Regions from separate parts of the Homo sapiens genome. Here all the other regions are linked to region 2. The links are chromatin contacts, found by POLR2A ChIA-PET in ENCODE. All regions are on one chromosome and are shown on one strand. The core of a region is the stretch at or near the end of the contact, and the rest is flanking DNA. Distances in the headings are between cores, read along the strand shown. Region 1 holds the start of RPL36AL (ribosomal protein L36a like). Region 2 holds the start of PARP2 (poly(ADP-ribose) polymerase 2). Region 3 overlaps CRIP2 (cysteine rich protein 2).

Region 1 (4,532 bases), core at 1,004-3,503, about 29 Mb after region 2:
ACACATTACCTGGCTAGCGGCCCCTACTAGACAGAATATTTGGTCAGCTCTTACTATCCCCCAACTTCCATCCTTTGCCCAACCCAGCCTGCTATACACAAGCCTAGCGTTATCTTGTTCCTTCTCTTGCAAAATCTTAAAGATCCTTCTAAGCTGCTCAATGTTTATGAATTCATTCAACATTTGAAATTGACCAGAAAACAAAAAGTAGTAAAGTAGTATTTTCCCTTCATACATATATAAACTTGTTAGTAAAGTTTGAGGTGGGACTACACTAAACATGGAATTCTATTTATAAGTAAAAACCACAAAAAGTTTGCGTAAGAATATCACTGTATTTATTTTCCCTCGGGTAACTTTTCTATGGCTTCACCATTTTCTCTTCAAAATTGAAGAAAAATATCCCAAAGTTTAGAACTGGATCACTTGGCCCTTTCTCTTCTTATCTCCTCCCAGTTCAAAATGCTTGCATCTCTTAATGGCCAGCATCCTCTTGGATCTGCAGTTAGGCTCAACACATTCCAGCCTTAGCACAATCTTCTTTGTGGTCTTAGCCTTCTTCCGGAAAATTGGCTTTGTCTGCCCACCATAGCCACTCTGCTTCCGATCATAGCGCCTCCTTCCCTGGGCATACAAAGAATCCTTGCCCTTCTTATACTGTGTCACTTTGTGAGGCTGATGCTTGCCACACTTCTTACAGAAGGTTCTTCGGGTTTTAGGTACGTTGACCATCTTTGCAGCAGGGCTGTTTTGTCTATATGATGAAAACTGTAGTAAAATATTTAAAATAAGATAGCAGACGTTAAACATTCCGAAAAGTGAAAGTGCTATACAAGTATATACAGGAAAACCGTACACATAAATGAGTAATATATAAATCCACCACGTACTCTTTTTCCATATGAATAAACGCACATACAAGTACATACCTTTTTGAAACACTTCGTTTAAATTACTGGAGGACTAATTTGTCGACCTAAAGAACTGAGGCAAGGCCGAGCACGGTGGCTCATGCTTGTAATCCCAGCACTTTGGGAGGCCGAGAAGGGCGGATCACCTGAGGTCCGGAGTTCGAGACCAGCCTGACCAACATGGAGAAACCCCGTCTCTACTAAAAATACAAAATTAGCCTGGCGTGGTGGTGGTGCATACCTGTAAGGAGAATCGCTTGGGCGGGGTGGGGAGGGGCGGAGGTTGCCGTGAGCCGAGATCGCACCATTGCACTCCAGCCTGGGCAACAACAGCGGAATTACGTCTCAAAAAAAAAAAAGAACTGAGGCACAATTCATATAAGTAGAATGTTTATTTGGGGCAAGTTTGAGGATTGCAACCCAGAGCACAGATTCAAAATGCCCTGAGTAGCAGCAGTTGCAAGTGGGTTTTTAGAGGAAAAAATGGCAGTTCCTAAATTGTCTACCAAGAATTTACATTAAAATAACACAAGCGATTGATTGGCTATACATCATTCTTTTCATGACAAATTCCAGGAACGCGGACATAATGGGTGAAGCAGCTAGTCAGGAATAAAATGCCAGGCATTAAGTGGGGAGGTGTCTGAAGTCCCATACTGCTGTCTCTCTGGGCCCGGCAAATTTTGCACATCTCAAATAATTAACAATGCTCCGAGCCATTCTTCTTTTCTCATATAGAACAAGACTCACGAAAACCGACAGCAGCAGCTTTAGGAGGCCCAATACAGTCCGTTTTCCGTACGAAATGAGTTTAATTTATTGTGACTGCTCCAAAAGAAAAGTGCGGTTCATCTAATTTTCTTCCGAAAAGGAAGTTAAGGACCAGAGTTTCTTTGACCCCCTTCCCCCCACCCACCTCCTCCATTTTCCAGCTCTAGAGAATGGCTGGGGCAGCGCGCGACGTTGTAGCTACGGTTACGACCCGCCCCGTTCCTTCTACGAGAACCACATCAGCGTAGTATCACTTTTCCCCTCCGAAGCACAGTCACCCGTCAGCAGCCTCGAGGGCTGACGTGTCCTTATCAAGCCGGCGCGCCCCGCGATTCTATAGCCGCCATGCCTGAGACCTTTTTCCTGAAGGGAGAAGCCTGCTCTCGAACTAAGGCCGGCGAGGGCCATAGGTCTCGCCTTCCCTTTCCTAAGAAGGCCTAGTCCTACCCAGGATTCTGAGCAAGGGAGGCTCCTATTGGAGCCGCTACAGCCTCGTTCTTAGCTTACCGAGAAACAGCGCCCGACACCTGGCCCTTCGCAGCTCTCGCCTTTCGCAGCTCTCGCCTAACAGGAAAGGGAAGAAACAGGCGGAAGTGGGAACTGCACCTGAGCGACAGTACTGCAAACCAATAGGCAGCCGGCCACGGCGGTCAGGCGCCTTCGGTCGCGTCTGGAAAGCACCAACCAACGGTCTAAGGGGCGGGCCGGAGGGGTGTGGGCCGGAGGGCCGCGGTGTGCCGCGGGGCAGTTGCGGGTTGTCATAACGGTCCCCGCCGGAGTGAGGCGAGGCCGCGTCGCTCAGTTCTGGCCGTCTAGGGCCCCTGTAAGGATGAGAGCGCAGAGGACGCAGGGCCGCTGGAGGCGCAGGTAACGAAGCTAGGGTGCGGTTGGGACCGCGGCTGAGCTTTTTCCGGGACCCGTGGTGCTGAATGGAGAGGACGGAGACGAAGCCGAGCCGCGGCTCCTAGCGGCGGCGCCGATGCTCGAGCTGTAGCTGCCAGGCGAGGATGTGTGGAGCGCAGGCGGCGCGGGGTAAATGAGAGGTCTCGGGCCCCAGGACCCCCGGGGCCCGGGATGAGTTAGCGAGGGCAGCCGCGGGGGCCAGTTCCGACCGTGACAGGCCAAGGCGACGGCCGCCGCCCGCCCGCCCCTTCCGTGCAGAAGCAGCTGCTCCTTTCCGCGCCCGCCCGCCTGCGCTCCCGGCCCTGGAGACCATGAGGTTCCGCATCTACAAACGGAAGGTGCTAATCCTGACGCTCGTGGTGGCCGCCTGCGGCTTCGTCCTCTGGAGCAGCAATGGGCGACAAAGGAAGAACGAGGCCCTCGCCCCACCGTTGCTGGACGCCGAACCCGCGCGGGGTGCCGGCGGCCGCGGTGGGGACCACCCCTCTGTGGCTGTGGGCATCCGCAGGGTCTCCAACGTGTCGGCGGCTTCCCTGGTCCCGGCGGTCCCCCAGCCCGAGGCGGACAACCTGACGCTGCGGTACCGGTCCCTGGTGTACCAGCTGAACTTTGATCAGACCCTGAGGAATGTAGATAAGGCTGGCACCTGGGCCCCCCGGGAGCTGGTGCTGGTGGTCCAGGTGCATAACCGGCCCGAATACCTCAGACTGCTGCTGGACTCACTTCGAAAAGCCCAGGGAATTGACAACGTCCTCGTCATCTTTAGCCATGACTTCTGGTCGACCGAGATCAATCAGCTGATCGCCGGGGTGAATTTCTGTCCGGTTCTGCAGGTGTTCTTTCCTTTCAGCATTCAGTTGTACCCTAACGAGTTTCCAGGTAGTGACCCTAGAGATTGTCCCAGAGACCTGCCGAAGAATGCCGCTTTGAAATTGGGGTGCATCAATGCTGAGTATCCCGACTCCTTCGGCCATTATAGAGAGGCCAAATTCTCCCAGACCAAACATCACTGGTGGTGGAAGCTGCATTTTGTGTGGGAAAGAGTGAAAATTCTTCGAGATTATGCTGGCCTTATACTTTTCCTAGAAGAGGATCACTACTTAGCCCCAGACTTTTACCATGTCTTCAAAAAGATGTGGAAACTGAAGCAGCAAGAGTGCCCTGAATGTGATGTTCTCTCCCTGGGGACCTATAGTGCCAGTCGCAGTTTCTATGGCATGGCTGACAAGGTAGATGTGAAAACTTGGAAATCCACAGAGCACAATATGGGTCTAGCCTTGACCCGGAATGCCTATCAGAAGCTGATCGAGTGCACAGACACTTTCTGTACTTATGATGATTATAACTGGGACTGGACTCTTCAATACTTGACTGTATCTTGTCTTCCAAAATTCTGGAAAGTGCTGGTTCCTCAAATTCCTAGGATCTTTCATGCTGGAGACTGTGGTATGCATCACAAGAAAACCTGTAGACCATCCACTCAGAGTGCCCAAATTGAGTCACTCTTAAATAATAACAAACAATACATGTTTCCAGAAACTCTAACTATCAGTGAAAAGTTTACTGTGGTAGCCATTTCCCCACCTAGAAAAAATGGAGGGTGGGGAGATATTAGGGACCATGAACTCTGTAAAAGTTATAGAAGACTGCAGTGAAAATCACAGTTACAAAAGCGACAGTCTTCTATTTTTGATATTTGTCCAAACAGGACATACAATTGAATAAAAGAGTTTAGGAACTGGTTTCTGCTTTAATACAAAAACAAAATCTTGTAAAAGGTGTCCAAATACATAGTAATCTTTTCCAGTTATGTCTGATTAAGATTTAAAACTGAAGGTTTCATTTTGGGAGTAGGGTTTTAAAGCTCAATCTGTTATCTGCTAAAATTGATTATTGTTGATATGAGAGAAGAGGGGAAATTTTATTTAAATTGCATTTATTAATCTT
Region 2 (4,546 bases), core at 1,401-3,900:
ATAAGAAAAGGAGATTAAGGGCCAGGCACCGTGGCTCACGCCTATAATCCCAGCATTTTGGGAGGCTGAGGCGGGTGGATCACTTGAGGTCAGGAGTTTGAGACCAGCCTGGCCAACATGGTGAAACCCTGTCTCTAATAAAAATACAAAAATTAGCCAGGTGTGGTAGCCCACGCCTATAGTCCCAGCTACTCAGGGGACTGAGGCAGGAGAATCGCTCAAGAACCTGGGAGGTGGAGGTTGCAGTGAGCCGAGATCTTGCCACTGCACTCCAGCCTGGGCAACAGAGCAAGACTCTGTCTCAAAAAATAAATAAATAAATAAAATAAAGGAGATTAGGACATAGATGCACAGAGAGGAAAGACAGCATCCATCTACAAGCCAAGGAGAGAGGGAGGCAGGCCTTAGAAGAAATCAGCCATGTCAAGACCTTTACCTTGGGCCTCTAGCCGCCAGAATTACGACAATGTATGTAGTTATAGCAGCCCTAGCAATACACTGTGTGATCTTGAATAAATTAAATTTTTCTAAAGCTCAGTTTCCTCAACTATAAATGGAGATAATAACATATGCCTCATGAGGTTGTTGTGAGAATTAAATAATGTATGTAAAGCTCATAGCATAGTAAGAACTAAATAAATTCTGGCTATTATTCTTATGAAGATTAAATGAGGTTATGCATGTAAAGCATTAGCTCAGCCTCTAGTACACAAGAAAGTTCTACTAAGTATTAGCTATTTTTAATAAATTTTCATTTCATAAAGGCTTATATTTTTCCTATCTCCAAAGTATTTCCTTTTAGACCTAGTCTAATTTATTTGTGTCATAATTAAGTCAGATGTAACAGGCTTTGTACCGCTGAAACAGGTTAAGCAATCCTATCCAACAACATTTATTGAGCACTTACATTTTGTTAGATTTATTTCCAACTACTTGATATGCTTTGGTGTTATTGTAAATGCTACCTTATCCAAAAATTTTATTTATAGTTGTTTGAAGCTCTTTTATAAGCATGGAATTTATTTTCACACGCTATTTTCTATCAGTCTTGCTAGGCTTTGTATTAAGGTAAAATTTTTATCCTGTAGTTTCTTCTAGCTTTTAAAATATTCATAATCAAATTACATGCAAATAATGAGATTTTGGGTTTTTTCTTTCTAAACTTTACATCTTTTGATGAACAAAAATTAAAATGTATCAATTTTTTTTTCTTTGTTTTTTTCAGACGGAGTCTCACTCTGTCACCCAGGCTGGAGTTCAGTGGCGGGATCTCGGCTCACTGCAACCTCCGCCTCCCGGGTTCAAGCGACTCTCGTGCCTCAGCCTCCCAAGTAGCTGGGATTACAGGCGCCCGCGACCACGCCTGGCTAATTTTTCACTTTTTTTTTTTTTTTTTTTGTAATAGAGACGAGGTTTCGCTATTTTGCTCAGGTTGCTCTATAACAGATACTATGCTATCCTAACAATATGTTTCTAAATGATATTAGTGCCAAAACCAGGATTACCCAGTGATTTTGTTAATACAGGCTTATTGAATCGGAGGGTCTGGGGTGGGGAATTTGCTTAAGTATGCAGTCCCCATACTCGGTGATTCTCATGAAGCCAAACATTTGGGCGCCCCTCACCTGATGTCACCAAGAACCAGAAGACCAATTAGAATTTTCGTGGGCTTCCTGCCCCATGGTTCCCTCTGTTCCCAAAGGGTTTCTGCAGTTTCACGGAGCTTTTCACATTCCACTCGGTTTTTTTTTTTTTGAGACTCGCTCTGTCGCCCAGGCTGGAATGCAGTGGCGCGATCTCGGCTCACTGCAAGCTCCGCCTCCCGGGTTCACGCCATTCTGCTTCAGCCTCCCAAGTAGCTGGGATTATAGGCGCCCGCCACCACGCCCGGCTAATGGCTAATTTTTTGTATTTTTTTTTTTTAGTAGAGATGGGGGGGGGTTTCACCGTGTTAGCCTGGATGGTCTCGACCTCCTGACCTTGTGATCCGCCCGCCTCGGCCTCCCAAAGTGCTGGGATTATAGGCGTGAACCACCGCGCCCGGCCCGGTTTCGTTTTGTTTTTTTTTTTTTTTTTTTTTTCCAAAAATGGGCGGAGGAGAGTAGTCTGAATTGGGTTATGAGGTCCCCTGCGGGGTACCTCACCTCAGCCATTGAACTCACTTCGCTGGCCGTGAGTCTGTTCCAAGCTCCGGCAAAGGAGGCATCCGCCGGGCCCCTCCCCGAAGGGCGGGGTCCACGGCATCTCCTGCCCAGTCTGACCTCGCGCGGAGCCCCGTTCTCTGGGAACTCACCTCCCCGAAGCTCAGGGAGAGCCCTGTTAGGGCCGCCTCTGGCCCTAGTCTCAGACCTTCCCAAGGGACATGGGAGTGGAGTGACAGGACGCACTCAGCTCGTGGCCCCACTGATGAGCTTCCCTCCGCCCTATGGGAAAAAGTGGTCTCATACAGAACTTATAAGATTCCCAAATCCAAAGACATTTCACGTTTATGGTGATTTCCCAGAACACATAGCGACATGCAAATATTGCAGGGCGCCACTCCCCTGTCCCTCACAGCCATCTTCCTGCCAGGGCGCACGCGCGCTGGGTGTTCCCGCCTAGTGACACTGGGCCCGCGATTCCTTGGAGCGGGTTGATGACGTCAGCGTTCGAATTCCATGGCGGCGCGGCGGCGACGGAGCACCGGCGGCGGCAGGGCGAGAGGTTCGGAGCTCAATATCGCGGGACGGCATGCGGGGGGCGGGCAGTCAGAAAGGAACGATGCCACCTACTGTGACCCCCTTCCCCTTCCAGCTCCCTATAACCTGCACTTGGCTACCAAACCAGTTGGGGTGCTAAATTTTGTAAATTTCGGTTTTCAGAGCTTTGGGGATTACATAATTGTGCATAAAGCCTTGCGGAGCTGTAACAACTAATGTGCCAGTACTGTTGTTAATACCTAATGTCATCCAATTTACAAAAAGTAATTGTAAGGCACACCATTATTTTATACACAACAAAGGATAAGCACTGAAAATGGTGAACTGTGATTCACTGCTTATGTCATCCATTGTAAGATGCATCCCAGTTCCAGAGAGTAAAATGCGAGTCTTAGACCTATTGAGATACGGTATTATGTGTATAATGTTCTTAAATGCATAGGTGCACCCTATAAATTAGGTTCTATTGTACTTCTCTAGAAGTACAGTATTGTACAATATTCTAATATTGGAGTAAGTGAAGTAGGAAGAGATCAAATACTTCTCCAAGTTTCCACAGAGAAAAGCAGCAGAGCTAGGCTCTAAATTAGGCACAGACCCTTGAGCACTTAACTAACCTTTATCCCATACGGCCTCATGTATGAGGTGGGTATTTGGGGGACATTGGGACACAAGTAAAACAGATAAGCAGGCCTCAATCTATGAGCTTACAAGACTCCTGGGACTCCCTTTTATTTTGTTTTATTTCATTTGGCTAGAATAGCAATTTAGGAAGAATTACACAGACTGTTACACAAAAGTAGTGTGGGACAGTTGTTATTGCCTCTGTAAACTTAGAAAATTATCTTAAACCGGCGGGGTGAGGTGGCTCACGCCTGTAATCCCTTGGGAGGCCGAGGAGGGCAGATCACTTGAGGTCACGAGTTCGAGACCAGCCTGGCCAACATGGTGAAACCCTGTCTCTACTAAAAATACAAAAATTAACTGGGCATGGTGGTGCACGCCTGTAATCCCAGCTACTCAGGAGGCTGAGGCACGAGAATCACTTGAACCCAGGAGGCGGAGGTTGCAGTGAGCCAAGATCGCACCACTGCAGTCCAGCCTGGGCGAGAGAGTGAGACTCCACCTCAAAACAAAAAAAGAGAGAAAATTATCTTAAACCATTTCTTTAAAAGATTTTTTTCAATCTTTAAAATCTACACGTATTCGGGTGTGTACTCATTCTTTGCTAATTTCCAAATTCTGTAGCATTAAATGAAAGCAAAAGAGTTAATAATGGCAACACGGCTCCAGAAGACTCTTCCCCTGCCAAGAAAACTCGTAGATGCCAGAGACAGGAGTCGAAAAAGATGCCTGTGGCTGGAGGAAAAGCTAATAAGGACAGGACAGAAGACAAGCAAGATGGTATGCCAGGAAGGTCATGGGCCAGCAAAAGGGTCTCTGGTAGGAGTGGATCTGGGGATGATATCTTGTTATTTCAACTCCTATTTCGTCCTTCTTTCAGGGAATAATTAATTTCTCTATCCTTTGGGCATACCACAGCACTAATCTACTGCCTTGAATCTTCATTTTCATGTATTTGAGATGGATTGGGGTCTAAGGAAAGACCAGGATTGGTTGGGCGGGCAAAGTTAATCCTGACAAGTTTCTGTTTTACCACAACAGCTGTTTTTGATTCCCATAAAGTAGTACCTATCTGTCTTTCCTCAGAATCTGTGAAGGCCTTGCTGTTAAAGGGCAAAGCTCCTGTGGACCCAGAGTGTACAGCCAAGGTGGGGAAGGTAAGAGACTCTGGAACCGATCTTCAGTCCATGGATATCTCAGAGAGCATCCTTTGTTATAAGGAC
Region 3 (4,357 bases), core at 1,767-4,266, about 85 Mb after region 2:
CTGAGGGGACTAACAGGGCAGCCCCGGGCCCCTTCTCAAAGGCGGCTCTAGCGGGGTTCCAGGGCTGGGGGCGCTGAGACCCAGAGGGAGAACAGGGCCTGGGGGCGACGGGCTCCTCCGGGTCTCAGAAGGAGGGGCAGGGCCCGCCAGGTGGAAGGAAGGCGCCTGGGAGACCTCCTGAAAGTGGGGACCCCCGGAGCGCGTGGGGGTGGTGGCTGCCAGGTGGGGGCGGAGGGGGTGCGGGGCGCGCCCCGGCCCTGACCCCCCTGCCGCCCCTCCCGCTCAGCCGAGAAGGTGAGCTCCCTGGGGAAGGACTGGCACAAGTTCTGCCTCAAGTGCGAGCGCTGCAGCAAGACGCTGACGCCCGGGGGCCACGCCGAGGTGAGCCCCACTGCGCGGCGCGGGCGGGGGCGGGGGTCGCGACTCCCGCCACCCTCAGGCAGGGTCCTGACCCGCGCCCCTCTGCGCAGCATGACGGGAAGCCGTTCTGCCACAAGCCGTGCTACGCCACCCTGTTCGGACCCAAAGGTGAGCTCCGGCTGCCCTCGGCCTGCCCTGGGACCTGCTGGGAGGGGCGTGGCGCTGGCGCTGGGGAGGGCTGGGGGTCCCGGCCGCCGTGGATCCCCGCCCAGAGTCCCTGCCACCCTGGAAAGCCTAGTGCCCCCCAGTCCCCAGCGGGCCGTTTTCTGAGATGCCCGGTGGCCGCGGCCCCCACCCCACGTACCCCCGCCCCACGTACCCCCACCCGCAGGCGTGAACATCGGGGGCGCGGGCTCCTACATCTACGAGAAGCCCCTGGCGGAGGGGCCGCAGGTCACCGGCCCCATCGAGGTCCCCGCGGCCCGAGCAGAGGAGCGGAAGGCGAGCGGCCCCCCGAAGGGGCCCAGCAGAGGTGGGCTGGGCGCGGGCTGGGGCTGGGGGTTGTGGGCACGCGCGGGCTGGGGCTGGGGGTTGTGGGCACCCCCGGCCCCGCCCCGCCCTGACTCGTGCGCCCCACAGCCTCCAGTGTCACCACTTTCACCGGGGAGCCCAACACGTGCCCGCGCTGCAGCAAGAAGGTGTACTTCGGTGAGTGCGCGCCCGGGCCCCGGACCCCCGCCCCCGCCCCCGCCCCGGGGCTCGGCCTCACTCCTCCCCCTTTCCAGCTGAGAAGGTGACGTCTCTGGGCAAGGATTGGCACCGGCCCTGCCTGCGCTGCGAGCGCTGCGGGAAGACACTGACCCCCGGCGGGCACGCGGAGGTGAGGGGAGTGCAACGGGGCTTGGGGGCCGGGCAGGGGCGCGGGGTCGGGGGGATGAGGGTGAGAGGCGCGCCTAGAGGGGATGGGGGGTGGTGCTTCTGGGAGCTGCGCTGCCCTCTCCCCCACGGCGAGCCGGCCTGCACGTTCTGGAAGCCTCCAGGTGATGGGTCGGGGGAGTCTGTGGACTCCTCCCTCAGCACCCACCTTCTGCCCCAGCACGACGGCCAGCCCTACTGCCACAAGCCCTGCTATGGAATCCTCTTCGGACCCAAGGGTGAGTGTAGCCAGGGTGGTCCACGATGTCTTCCCTGCCCTCCCCTTCCCTCCACTGTTCCCCCGACCCACCCCAGCGGCCTCCCTCCACAGGAGTGAACACCGGTGCGGTGGGCAGCTACATCTATGACCGGGACCCCGAAGGCAAGGTCCAGCCCTAGGCTACAGCGGCTCTCATGATGTGGGCTCACCTGCGCCCCAGACCCTGCAGGGGCCCCCCTGCTTGGCTCTGCTGGGAGAGTGCTCAGCCGCCCAGTCCTGCCTGCAAGCCCAGGGCGAGTATTGGAGGAGGGGCAGCCACGGGCAGAGCACCATGCCCATCCCCGAGTCTCTGGTGTGTCTGCCCCCTCTGGCATCCTCTGGGCGTCCCATGATCCCTTCTGTGTCTGCGTGTCCGAATCCCCGTGTGACCCTGTCCCAGCATTTTCCCGCCGACCCTGCGTGTCCCCGTGGCGCTGTCCGCTCTCCCTCTCCTGCTGCCCACCCACCTGCCAGTGTTATTTATGCTCCCTTCGTGGGTGATGGCCACGCCCTCACCATGTCCCTGGCAGAGGGCTTCCCTCCGGGATCCCCTGCCTGGTGCCCACACTGCCTCGCAAGCGCTCGCCACCCTCACGTGGCTCACCTGCTGTTGAGCCTTGTGCTGTCAATAAACGGTTTGAGGATTGCAGGATTGTCTCTGCTTGTGGGATGGATGCAAATCCCAGACCAGGGTCCCTTTCTCCGGTCCATGCGTGCTCCCAGCCAACACCCCTGGGCCTGGCTGCTAGTGGGGGTGGGCTCTTCTCCTGGGGGTCATAGTGGGAGGTGGGGCCCTGGGATGTTTCTGAGCAGGAGGGAGGGATGGGGGCGGGGAGCGTGGTCTCCGGTTTGGGTGGTGGTGCCCACCCAGATGGGGAGGCAGTAAGAACGCCAGGCTGTGGGGAGGTAAGGAAGGTGGGAGGCATTCCGGGGCCAGGGTCCTGGCCAGGGTCAGGTGAGGGTGGGGTCCATGGAGGACAGAGCCTTGGAGAAAAGTTGAACCTAGAACCCTGAAAATACCAACAGCAGGCCTGAGAACCCGGAGCTGCCTGGGTGTGTGGACCCTGGCAAGCGCAGGAGGGGTCCGCCCTGAGAGCAGAGTGTGGCTGAGGAGGGAAGGGGGCCGGGGACCAGAGGAGGGGTCCTGGGCAGAGAATGGGGAAGCCGGCGAAGGTCGGGTGGGACAGAGGTCTCTGGCAGCCCCAGACTGGACTGGGATGCGCAGGAGGGTTTGGGGGCTCTGGTCAGAGCAAGGACTGGAGAGGCTCAGCGTGGCTGTTTCCAGCTTTTGTCCATAGGGTGATGGACAGGCTTTTGTGGACAGGCCTGCCTTGGGTGTGGCCCAGGGACAGAATCCCTGCCCAAGTGTTCTGGTGAAGGTTTTAGTGATGACCGACTCGCCCCTGGCGTCTTCATGGTCCAGGCTCTGCCCTTTCAGCCAGGGGCGCTGGCGGCTCCAAGGAGCTCTCCCCTCCCCCGCGCCCCGCCTTTGCTGTGCGCCACTCCTCGGGTGCCCACTAGAGGGCGCACTGTCCCATTCTGGCAGCACAGAGCAGAAACGTGGAGACCTTCCCCAGTGGCTGAGCCCTGTCCTGGCGCCATCTGGACTTCCCACCTTGGTTTATGCTCCTCTGCTCCTGGCACCACACCGAAGTTGCCTTGGCCCTTCCTTCAGTGAGGGGCACTCAGACCTGGCCACCTCCAGGCCCCTGTCCCCAGTGCTACAGGGTGGCCGGGGCTTTACGCCTCTTCCCTGCTCCCAGCCGTTGGCACAGCTCCCTGCCTGGCCACCCTCCAGCCCATGGGCTCAGACGGAGCTGAGCCTGGATGCTGAGCCCATTGTCCCGAGAGCAGCCATCCATGTCCTGGCGGGGCCTGGGCTGGCTCCGGGGTCCAGCCGTACCACAGCTGCCCTCCAGCCAGGCACCCAGTGCGGTCTCCTCCCACCTGGAATTCAGCCAAAACCCCCGGGGCCTGACGTTGCGGAAGGGACGGCCAGTCCCCAACCCCAGGCAGAGGGGAGGATCAGGCAGGTTCCAGACCCCTGCTCACAGGAGAGGCTGGGATGGTTCCCCTTCTCATCCCCTCCTGCCAGGCCCAGGCTTCCTTGTGTGTGTTGGGGGGTTGTTTCGGGAGAACTGAGAATTTCCGGAGTGCCCGTCTCCGCCCTTGCTGCGGGCTCCCAGGGTTGCATGGGAAATTCCTGCTTTCAGCTTGGCGGGGCGGGGGGCGGGGGGGGGACTGGAGGGCTCAGCTGGACCCCCCTCCCTTGGGAGCCTCCAGTGGAAACTATGTCGTGAGGAGAGTGGTGGGTGGTGTGCCCTTCTCTAAAACCTGGGCGGCGGTGGGGGATTTGTGTGCCAGAAGACCTTCCAGGGTCGGTTGCGGGGATGATGTGGGTAAGGGGTCTCCTCCAGAGATCAGCCCCTGACCCCGCCAGGGACAGCAGCACCCCCGACCCCAGGTCTGGCTGGGGCAGGACCATTTCCTGCGGGGCCGGTTTGAGGATGACGCCTGCCTGCCGTGTTTGTTTCCAAGTCATTGTCATGGAAACCGGGGCGGTTGTTGCTACTGTTTGTCTGGACTGCGTCGCTAGGCGGTGTTGCTGGGGTTGGCTGGGTGCCCACGGCACTAACAGGGCTCGCTTGGTGTCTCCAGCTCCAGGAAGCTATGCCCTCCCAGCCGCCTGCCAGCCAGGTGCTCCCTTGGGTGCCCACAGACCCAGATATCCCCTAAAAGGGAGGGGAATCTGGAATGGGCTCTTCTGCCTTTGGGCGTGCCTGCTTCTCTGTCCCTGCCTTGGGGGCTGCTCTGCCCTCAACC

Evidence for each region. ChIA-PET counts read pairs that join two places held with the same protein, here RNA polymerase II (POLR2A).
Region 1: POLR2A ChIA-PET joins it to region 2 with 13 read pairs in PC-3. The contact joins the promoter of RPL36AL here to the promoter of PARP2 in region 2. POLR2A ChIA-PET finds 5 or more read pairs at or near these places in 2 of 52 experiments (A549 and PC-3).
Region 3: POLR2A ChIA-PET joins it to region 2 with 22 read pairs in WTC11. The contact joins the enhancer-like site here to the promoter of PARP2 in region 2. POLR2A ChIA-PET finds 5 or more read pairs at or near these places in 2 of 52 experiments (A549 and WTC11).

Annotation. Positions count from the first base shown.
Region 1 is chr14:49,618,373-49,622,904 of GRCh38, forward strand. It overlaps RPL36AL (ribosomal protein L36a like), which reads right to left and starts at 2,254. Exons shown (of 2, transcript NM_001001.5): 1 at 2,190-2,254; 2 at 158-768. The coding sequence starts at 732. The coding sequence ends at 412. MGAT2 (alpha-1,6-mannosyl-glycoprotein 2-beta-N-acetylglucosaminyltransferase) reads left to right here and starts at 2,427. Exons shown (of 1, transcript NM_002408.4): 1 at 2,427-4,532. The coding sequence starts at 2,897. The coding sequence ends at 4,240. RefSeq lists enhancers at 2,029-2,138, 2,527-3,077 and silencers at 2,299-2,508, 2,809-2,918.
Region 2 is chr14:20,340,985-20,345,530 of GRCh38, forward strand. PARP2 (poly(ADP-ribose) polymerase 2) reads left to right here and starts at 2,651. Exons shown (of 16, transcript NM_001042618.2): 1 at 2,651-2,703; 2 at 3,948-4,103; 3 at 4,410-4,480. The coding sequence starts at 2,658. It also overlaps RPPH1. RefSeq lists enhancers at 1,534-1,633, 2,564-2,733.
Region 3 is chr14:105,477,980-105,482,336 of GRCh38, forward strand. CRIP2 (cysteine rich protein 2) reads left to right here. Exons shown (of 8, transcript NM_001312.4): 2 at 287-381; 3 at 471-528; 4 at 752-892; 5 at 1,000-1,068; 6 at 1,146-1,240; 7 at 1,457-1,514; 8 at 1,607-2,183. The coding sequence ends at 1,674. Among named protein-coding and RNA genes, the nearest start is that of CRIP2, 5.3 kb to the left of the region's middle. RefSeq lists enhancers at 2,838-3,559, 3,228-3,337, 4,118-4,357 and a silencer at 2,948-3,097. Within about 2 kb of position 3,017, at least 38 of the 41 ENCODE cell types and tissues checked have a DNase peak (open chromatin) inside an H3K27ac peak, as active enhancers do.